Linked DNA regions of Homo sapiens: region 2 is linked to region 1. A link is a loop called in an ENCODE intact Hi-C map of the cell type or tissue named here. Cell type or tissue: heart right ventricle. All regions are shown on one strand. Region 1 has its middle 100 kb from the start of MIR573. Region 2 overlaps PPARGC1A (PPARG coactivator 1 alpha).

The links. A loop is a pair of places that touch in the nucleus more often than their neighbours do. Peaks named below come from ENCODE experiments on the same cell type or tissue, not always from the same donor. Only the 100,000 strongest peaks of a DNase experiment are listed, where the experiment ranks them.
Region 2: a loop joins it to region 1, with 3 times the contacts of the local background. A loop is called at or near these places in 2 of 110 quality-filtered maps.

What each region holds. Positions count from the first base shown.
Region 1 is chr4:24,417,469-24,422,468 of GRCh38, reverse strand. It overlaps a transcript of PPARGC1A not described here. Among named protein-coding and RNA genes, the nearest start is that of MIR573, 100 kb to the left of the region's middle. In heart right ventricle, CTCF peaks have their summits at 2,650 and 2,855 (motif pointing right); a DNase peak (open chromatin) is centred at 2,858.
Region 2 is chr4:23,880,079-23,885,078 of GRCh38, reverse strand. It overlaps PPARGC1A (PPARG coactivator 1 alpha), which reads left to right. Exons shown (of 13, transcript NM_013261.5): 2 at 148-327. Among named protein-coding and RNA genes, the nearest start is that of PPARGC1A, 7.5 kb to the left of the region's middle. In heart right ventricle, a CTCF peak has its summit at 2,996 (motif pointing left); no DNase peak of the experiment used is centred here; H3K27ac peaks cover 5,000 bases.

The DNA of each region.
Region 1 (5,000 bases):
GGTCATGGGAAAGAGGTTAATAAAAAGAATCTGAAATGGAAATGGAGGCCCCTGTCAGCTTTAGACTGTATTGTGCCATATATCTGCTCTGTCCAAAAATATCTCCATCATGAGGACTTTCAACGTTCTAGCTTTTCCTTTGACAATCTAGGATGAGTGATGCTTTAGGTCAAAGATCAGCAAACTTTTCTTTTGTAAAGGGCCAGAAGGTTAATATTATAGGCTTCATGAGCCACATGGTCTCTATTGCAACTATGTGACTCTGCTGTATGCTCTGCTGTGGCATGAAAACAGCCATGGATGATACAATAAATGAATGGTGGGCTGTGTCCCAATAAAACTTTATTTACAAAAACAGACAGTGGGCCGGATTTGGCCTATGGGCCATAGTTTGCTGACCCCTGCTTTAGGTAATTGTTTCCTGAACTTCAATCCTTTTAGTACGACTCATTATATTGTTTAATCTGAGTAGCATCTGCAATATTGTTTACTTAATTTTTCCCCTTAAACTGACTTACGTTATTTTTTTTTTAACCAACAACTTAAGTTTAATTTATAAGGAGCTCTCTATCACTACCATGGAAAAGCAGTATTATATGTCCTTAATAAGGAATCACCAAAAAATAAACATAACAAGAACAAAATGATAAAGGCATGTACTACTAATTGTATGCACACCACAAGACAGCTTAAAATTTGACTCTCAGATTTCAGTACTGCTTACTTAGATGTCTTGAAAGAATGCTGACAGGTACGCATCATGGAGGCAGTGGCTGAGGAAGGACTCACAGCAGGGGCTGTTGCGTGGAAGACCAGGGCTCCTCTGGGCTAGAGTTGTTGGATCAAATGTAAACTGTTGGCCCGGCGCGGTGGCTCACGCCTGTAATCCCAGCACTTTGGGAGGCGGAGGCGGGTGGATCACGAGGTCAGGAGAGCGATATCATCCTGGCTAACACGGTGAAACCCCGTCTCTACTAAAAATGCAAAAAAATTAGCCGGACTTGATGGCGGGCGCCTGTAGTCCCAGCTACTCGGGAGGCTGAGGCAGGAGAAGGGCGTGAACCCGGGAGGCGGAGCTTGCAGTGAGCTGAAATCGCGCCACTGCACTCCAGCCTGGGCGACAGAGCGAGACTCCATTAAAAAAAAAAAAAAAAAGTGAACTGTTCATTAAACTTGAATTCTAGATAAACAATAAATAATGTTTTGATTTAAGTATATCCCATACAATATTTGGGACATACTCCTGCTAAAAAATTTTCTGTTTATCTGAAATTCAAATACAACTGGATGTCTCATCTTGATTTTTTGTTTGTTTGTTGTTTTTTCTAAATCTAGTGTTATGATCTGAGTGTGCATGTCGCTCCAAAATGTATATGTTGAAACCTAAATCCCCAATGCAATAGTGTGAGAGGATGGGGTCATTGGGAGGTGATTAGATCATGAGGGCTCTGCCCTCAAGAATGGAATTAGTGACCTTATGAAAGAGGCTTGAGGGAATGCTTTTAACATTTTCTGCCATATGAGGACATGTAGAAGGCACCATCTATGAGGAGCAGGCCCTCACCAGACACCATATCTGCTGGTGCTTTGATCATGGACTTCCCAGGCTCCAGAATTGTGAGCAGTAAATTTCTGTTGTTTATGAATTACCCAGTCTAAGGTTTTCTGTGATAGCAACCCAAGCAGACCAAGACATCTGGGAACGCTACCCCGGTTCAACAGCAAGAATCGGTTGGAGAATGTGCCAAGTGGTAGGGGAGGGCTGCTGGCTTGTGTGGAAAGTGTGGGCAGGAAAGAATCAACTTGGCCTGCTTAAAATTTAGTCTAGGGTGGATCTCAGCAGGGGACAGTGAGTAAGTCAACCAGGAGGTATGGATCAGAAATTAAGAAAGACTTTTGTGACTTGGAATCCCAGCCGGGAGTGTGGACATGATCCATTCTGCATTAAAAACCCACTAGAGAGTTATAAAAACGGGCATACGATCGGACAGACACTAATCTTCCAAAGAACCAGAGTGTTAGCCTATTTATGTAGCTATATCATGCCTTCAACGCGCCGGAAAAATAATCAAAGGAGAATTTAGAACTGTTCTCAGATTGTCAGTTTTTCATCTAAAAATGTTAATGTACATTAAACTTTAAATTAAAAAAAGCACATCCCATCACAAACTATTTTTAATATGGAATACTTAGCAGCGGTGCACACTTTCTGTTCTGAGATTTACCAGGCTATTAACCAGAATAATTTGGGTTTAAAATGAACTGAATTAGGTTGTGTATCCCCACGTTAAGTCTCAAACAAATTACATTATTTAAGCTGTCATCTGTAAAAGGTGCATACGCTTTTGGTTATTCTATGCAGATAAAGTTGCAGTCCAGTTATAAGTGTCTGATGGCATCAGAAATGTCAGCAACTGACAGAACTGTTTATGGAAAAGAGAAAAGAAGAATCTCATTACTGGTTCTTTAGAGCCTATTTTTCACTTTTCTTTTTGTTTGAAAATAATTTAATGTATATAATTGCATGCCTTGAAGACTTTAAAATACACAAGGTTGCCTGGATTTAGACTCAATATTTGTGCTAGTTTGTGAGTTTGTATGAGGATGCATTTGGACATGAAAACCTAAAGTTGGCAGGAATTTTTCTATCCTCTTTTGTCTCTTCTGGGTGATTTGGATGTGATTATAATCAGGAAATAGTTTGAATGTGATAGAACCCTGATGATTCCTAATTCTGGCCGTCATGTGCACCAGCCACTTCTGTTCCTCTCTGGAAAGAATTGAAGAGTCAGCAGATAAAAGTTGCTTTTTCAGACTGAGAATGAGTGCGCCCCTAGCTCACCTGGCCGCTAGGTGGCACTGCAGCCATAAGGAAGTGTGGTCACAATTACATAGTTCGGCTGTGGCATTAAGGAAGTTCTCCAAGGCTGAAATTGGGAGAGGGCAGCCTTTTCATCTCTGTGTTTTTCGGGATTGTAGGGTTCTTTGGATTCTATTGCATACTTTGTGTATCTAGGATGCTGCTAAGGGGAAGGGGATTATTTGTTTAGGGTGTGATGTTTCCTGGGTTTGTGTTGTTGCATAAGACACACACACACACACACACACACACACACTTGAAGATTTGTTAGGAATTGTGTTGGTCAGGGAGTGGGAAGTGAAGGGCAATATCACACTTCCGTGGTTTCTGAGCAGAATGGTCTGTTCCAACTGAGCAACAGATGGCGTCCTGACCTGTGTGCCTTTTTCTTTGGTGTTCATCTGCTGGAAATGTTCTCAGTAGAGACGACCAAAATTCTGGAAGATGCTAAGTGTCATAGCATCTCTCTTTGTGCCAGCCCCCTCTCCTGCTTCTTTTCCCTCTGTTTTTAACCACTAAGGAAACAATCATTATCCAAAAGTATTTTTTTTCCTTTTTGAATAGAAGCTAAGTATTTGAAACCTAGACACCTTACTATTGTCCCAGAGAAGAAAAGAAACCAACAAAGAATCTACTAAGAGTGTCAAAGAGTGAAAACTGAATAACAGCTACACAAGTTACTCTGAAAATAACAAGAATTCTGGCAGATGATTAGCAAAAATATTTCCTAAATAGTGAAAGATGAGGAATTGACTGACATTGAGGTGTGTCTGGTGAAATTAAATTTGCTGTTAAGTGACTTGAAAAGAAATGTGTGGAGGGTATGTTGGTAATTAAATCAGCAAACAATGGGATTCATAATGAAAATGGTAATAGCTATGTTTATAGAGGTCCTGCTATGTTCCAGGCATTTTTGTATAATTACTTAATCTTTAGAATAGATCTTTGAAATGGGTATGATCAAACTCTTTGGCACATAAGTAAATGATAGTGTAGCTAGGTTCATACCTGGCCTGGGTTCTAACACCTTTAAAAGCTCTAATTAGAATTAGGTCTGTTAGAGTCTAACACTTGTGTCTCGGTGTTTAGAAAATGACTTGATAATGGAACATAAAGGCAAAGAGAATGTCTGTGTTGCTTCTCATTGCATCTCCAGGACCTGCCATAGTGCTTGGCTGGCTCATGTAGGACTTCAGTATACATTTGTTCTACCCATAGATAAATGCCAGAGAGCTGGAAGATTCCATGGTGTTTAATTAGAACACTAGTTAACGCTTGATGTAGCGAATGTAATAACAGCTTTAGATGTGGATGGCCCTCTGTTGCTTAGAAGAACTGGAATACACTTTATTTCAGCTCACTCAACCTCAGACGCCAAGTTCTATGGGGTGGGGAATATCATTGAATTTTACGAAACAAAGAAGCTGGAACTCTGGAGTTAAGGAAGCTTCCCATGGTGGCTGCACTTGTTGAGTTCAGGTTTTCTCACTTTAGATTTAAGGGTTTTTAAGGCAGCTCCAAGTTCACAAAAGCCCACACAATTTTTTATTAATTAAAATGACATATAATGAATAATATTCTTATTATTTTTATGTATATATAATAAATATTCTTACAGAAAAAACAAAATAAATAGTCTGATGGTGGAGGGTTAGTCTTATAGCCATATAGAAGTCATTTCACTTTAAAAAGTATGTTTTTGAACTTTTACCTGCAGTTTTTATTTGAGAAAAATTAGAAGGTACAGATGAGCAAAATGAAATATGCAACCACTCATCTTTCCTTTTAGAAATTTATATCATCTATAAATTTTTTCTATACATATATGTTATAAAAAGATCATGTTTTATAATTTGCTTCTGAACTCAATATAATGTATACATCTTTATGTGTCGACAAATTATTTCTACATTGTAACCTTTAATGGCTGCAAAGTGACCTGCTAGATGAACATATCAATTTATGTAACCAATACCTTGTTGCTGGACATTTGGGTTGTTTCCAGACTTTTGCTATAATAAAGCAATATTACAACAAGCATCCTTCAATGTGTATCTTTGTGCAATTAATCTTGACCCATTGTTTTATAGGGGAATTTACATACACCCAGAGAGGTTGTGAAATTTACTTGCTAGGCAGA
Region 2 (5,000 bases), 540 kb after region 1:
TTTTCCTGGTGATTAAAGTGCCAGAAACTAGCTTTGGTAGTGTAGTTGAATTAACTAGGCTTAATTCCTATCACATGCTATTGCAGTTTAATAAATTCCTGTGGTTAATGGAAGCTTTTTTAAATTTTTTTTTTCTGCCTCCTGCAGTGTGCTGCTCTGGTTGGTGAAGACCAGCCTCTTTGCCCAGATCTTCCTGAACTTGATCTTTCTGAACTAGATGTGAACGACTTGGATACAGACAGCTTTCTGGGTGGACTCAAGTGGTGCAGTGACCAATCAGAAATAATATCCAATCAGTACAACAATGAGCCTTCAAACATATTTGAGGTAAGGACATCCTTTGGAAACATTAATTTTTCATTGAGTTTGGCTTGGGCCCGACTAACATGGTAATAGACCTGAATGCATAATGAGTTCTTACTTTGCTATCATCAAAAGACTTTTCATCACAGTTACATACTTTCTAATTTATGGAAAAACAGCATTTGGAAAACAAATGTTTTGTTTTTATTTTTTTAAAGATTTAAAAAATAAATCAACTAGGGACTAGGAATCAACAACTGTGAGTGAGTTAAACTGTGTTGAAATACTAAAGGGTTGTGAAAGATTAGTGACAAAGAAGAACAAAAGTCTAAACCTGTTTATTCCTGTCTATTTCCCACAGAAAGAATGAGCAATAAATGGTACCTCATATAAATTAATAAATAAGAAGGCCTTTCTTTTTAACCAAGGGGGTAGATGTCTACCTTTGTTTGCTTTACTAATTAGGTGAGCTCTTTTGATTATTATTATTAATTATATTTTTGGTTCATATCTCTAATTTCTTTATATAATGGGAATTGCTAAACTTGACTAATCTACTGTATACTTATAAATCAGTCAAAATTCATTTACTTTTCAGTAGCAAGAATTACCTCCGTGACTCCGGACTCTTATTATAAGCCTACCCTATAATAAAGAATGTTAATCTATTCCTATTAAAGTGTTACTTTGAGAAAAGGAATTCTTTCCCACAAGATCAGTACTCATTTACTTGAAATACATTATTTTTTATAGGAACAAACATTTAGTGAGTACTCTGGCAAGTGAATTAAACGAAGGATGACATATCGGCTAGTTTTCTTTATCACAACCGCCAGTGCCATCATCATCATCATCTAATGTTTTCTGAGCACCTACTATGTGCTGGACTTTTCTTATTCATCAGCAAAGACATTTCTTATACTTCCATGTTATTTGGTTGAAATCTGAGTCTTAAGAAAGCCAAGTTTAAAATATTAACTGAGTTTTGCTGGAACCCAGCATATAATACATGCTGAATAAATGTTTGTTAAATCATGAGAGAATGATGAATATATTAATGTTGATAACAATAATAGTAATGACAATAATGGCCAACATTTTGGTATACTCATGCTTAATATATGTCATCTCACTTATCCTTGAAAACAACCTATTGTTAGGTCCTATTGTTATCATTCCTGTTTTACATATGCAGACACTGAAACTCAGAGAGGTTATTTGTTTTCCCCAAATCACACAGTTGACAATAAAGACCTGGGATTTGAACCCCAAATTTATCGGACTTCAAAGTTTATATCCTTGATAAAAATAGAGAACCCATGAATTTGGGTGACAGCCATCCTTTACAAAGACATATCAAGCTGCTTCTTTGCTCAATATATTTAAAAATAGAACAGAATCTTTCCTTTCAGTGTTGGTTGGCACGGAGGTAGAGTTAGCTGGTGAGCCGAGACGGCTGTAGGTTCTGCCTATGGCTGAGATTTTGTAATACCTCTGGAGATTAAGTGGGTTTTAGAAGAATGCTTAAGGTAGTAGAGTTTGGACTGGGGAGACAGAACAAGGTGGAGGGAACACTGAAGGTTGTGGTTAGTTCTACTTTCCCAGGCTTCTCAGCCGGGTCTTAGAAAGTTCATGTGAGGACTTGGCCAGTTAGAACTGGTAAATTGAACATTCCTCACTCAGTACACTTGTCAAGTTACAGGCCCATTCTAAGTCATGCTGCATTAAATAAACAATGCTTTAAAAAATGTCCATCTCCATAGACCTCTTATCTAAAAATCACCTATTTCATATCAGGTGAATGCCATGCATTTTGTAGAGGCTAGAGAATAACTTAGCGGTAGGGGAGATGGCATAGGAGTCAATGCCTCTCTGGTGGGCTACTTTAAAAAAAATACAACTTTCTCCATAACTTTTATGTCCCTATATTTTGTGTTGTGGTATTTGTGAGAGGTACTTTGCATTTATACCTTCAGGAGACTTGGTTCAGCATCTAGTTAATTATCTACATGTAGGTGCTTAATATATGCCATGCCACCCTTTTTGTCTCCCTGTATCATATTCTATGCTAATAAAATTATTTTCAGCACTCTAAAACAGAAGTTCATTTAATTTAGTCTCTCATTAGGTCATTTTAAACCAATGATTCTCAACCAAAGGCGATTTTGGTCCCCGCCCCACACCCCAATTCACGGGACATTTGACAATATCTGGAGGCATGTTTGGTTGTTATCCCTGGGGACAAGGGGATGCTACGAGCATTTATTGAGTAGAGACTAGAGACAAGGAATGCTGCTAAACATCCAACAGCCTACAGGACAGCTCCCACCACAAAAAATGATTCAGCCTCCAATGAAAAAAGCACTGAGGTTGAAAAACCCTGCTTTTAAATAAAGTCACAGGCTTCCCCTTTATAAATTACTAATGATTAATTGGTCAGATTTCTGAGAGAAGACATAGTAAGCTACTGGATATAAAGAATGAGAAGTCGTATAACGATATCGGGATGCCTGGGGCTCCAGGACTAATATGTCAGGTATCCTCTTAGTGTCAGAGGGCAAAAGTGACTGTTTAGGTAAGTTCCCATAACAGTTTTCTCTGATGTCACAAAGCCCATTCTTTATCGAGGCAAAGGGTAAAGTCATATGTGGCAATGCCCTTACCAACAGCAGCAGCTTCAGGAGTATTTGCATGGCATGAGGACACCTCCACTCTTTGCCCTCTAGTGTTAAACTCAGGCATCTTTTCTGTAATGTGAAAGGAAAGCGTGTTTTCAGCACAGGTGACATTCTAAAATTGGGTCTTCCCTGTGAAGAAGGTTCGTATGAAACCAGATAACTCTTTCATGGCCACAGGTTTGTGTTGCTTCTACCAAAGCAGCATTTCAGGGAAGTGCCTTCCCAGGGCCGGCCACTCACAGTGGACTTTTCACCTGCACTCACCTTCTTCCAATTTGCAAAGCCCTGCCTCATCACATTTGAGAAGGCCTTGTACTTGAGTAAGTTAAACAGTCACGGGCTCTGCTGTCTCTGATCTGACAATAACAAGCATTATCTACTTTGGATTCCCAGAATAAAATCAGGCACTGAGTAGTTAAATGCTTTTCCCTGACTCAAGTAGCACGTCAATGACACCACTGGAAACTGGCCATCGACTGAATTCTCATCAAAGCAGAAAGTGGGATTTAGGGATATATAATAGAGTGGCAGAGTCTTAAAATGTTGAGAGTAAATTATGTATCTCTTCTTTTTGTTTCTTCCATATGTTTGAATCTAAGTTTAATTTTTATTTAACATCACAAACTTAATAATGATAAAAAATGAAGCTGAATGTCACAATTTGAGAAAGGGAATTCTGGGTGGTGGCAGAGGGGTAGCAACATGCAATAGCACATGTTGGTTGAGTAACTGGACACGCAAACAATGTTCTCTGCTTACGCAACCTGTGTTTGGATGTGTAAATGCAGGTGACCAGGTACGATTCAGAAGCCACTTTAAAAAACAAAGCAAAAGGCTCAGAGGTAACAGCCTCCAGTGAATCTGATCCATGTGTAAGGAAAACAGGATGCGTCCCTGGACCGGCTGGTAGCAAGATTTATGTTTCAGAATATTGCAACATAACTTCCTTCCCTCTGTTGCCTTTGTGCATTGTTTGAAGGAGGAGAATAAAGGACTACTTTTGCAGCACAGCAGTCTGTAAAGATGGATGGCATGGGGTTAGTTTAAATAGCATATTGGCCTTTCTGGGTCACTGTGGGCAACCTTGTCCCTGGTTTATTTTAACACCTGCTTTAATGCCTCCATGATACAACTGAATGGGCATCTTTCATTCATTCGTCTGTTACTTCTGAATGAAGCTACTTGGGGTTCGTTAGAATGATGGCAAGTGAGAATGCAGTCGTCTCTAGGTCATTACTTGTAATACGTTCTGAGGACTGCCTTTGCTGATGGGGGGAGAAGGACTCTCACAGCTGTAGCCAGCGTTCATGTTTGGTCATTGCTGGAACTCTCAGGAAGCCTGAAACTGTGAACTTTGTAGCAGAAAAGGGTGAGTGGTGGTTTTGTATTTGTGTGTAAATTATCCTGCTATATGCAATCAAGGAAATGAATGTGGACGCTTTCAAGGCTACTTGGTTATTCTAGTGGGAATATAGATACTTTACTTTTCTTCATTTGGCTTTCAGTTATATTCTAAATTTTGCAAAAATGGACATATATTATGTACCTATCAAAAAGTTAAAAATAACAAATATTGGCAGTTCAACAGACCATGAGCATTTGAGGAGTAGGGAATCTGCCTGTCTTGTTCACTGACATTTTTCTAGATATTTTCTCAGAAAATAGCAGAAAGTAAGAACTCAACAAATACTTGTTGCATAATGAGTGAGTTGATCTTCATGTGTTTATTGATAGAATGAACTGCGTTAGGTAATGTGAAGATTATATACAAAGCACAAAAGAAGGCCTGTGTCCTAAAGGACTTTAAATCTAGTTTGGGAGGCAAAATGAACAAATGTAAAACAATTAGGAAACCATGCAAGGCTGTGTATACAAATATACAAGTATATGCATATGTTTTTAGTTCTTAGCAATTCGAAAACAATACAAGACTGTATATTCATGTATATGTATATATGTGTATGTACCTACATAGGATTATATATATATTTGCAATTTGCAAACATTGCGAGCTCGTGT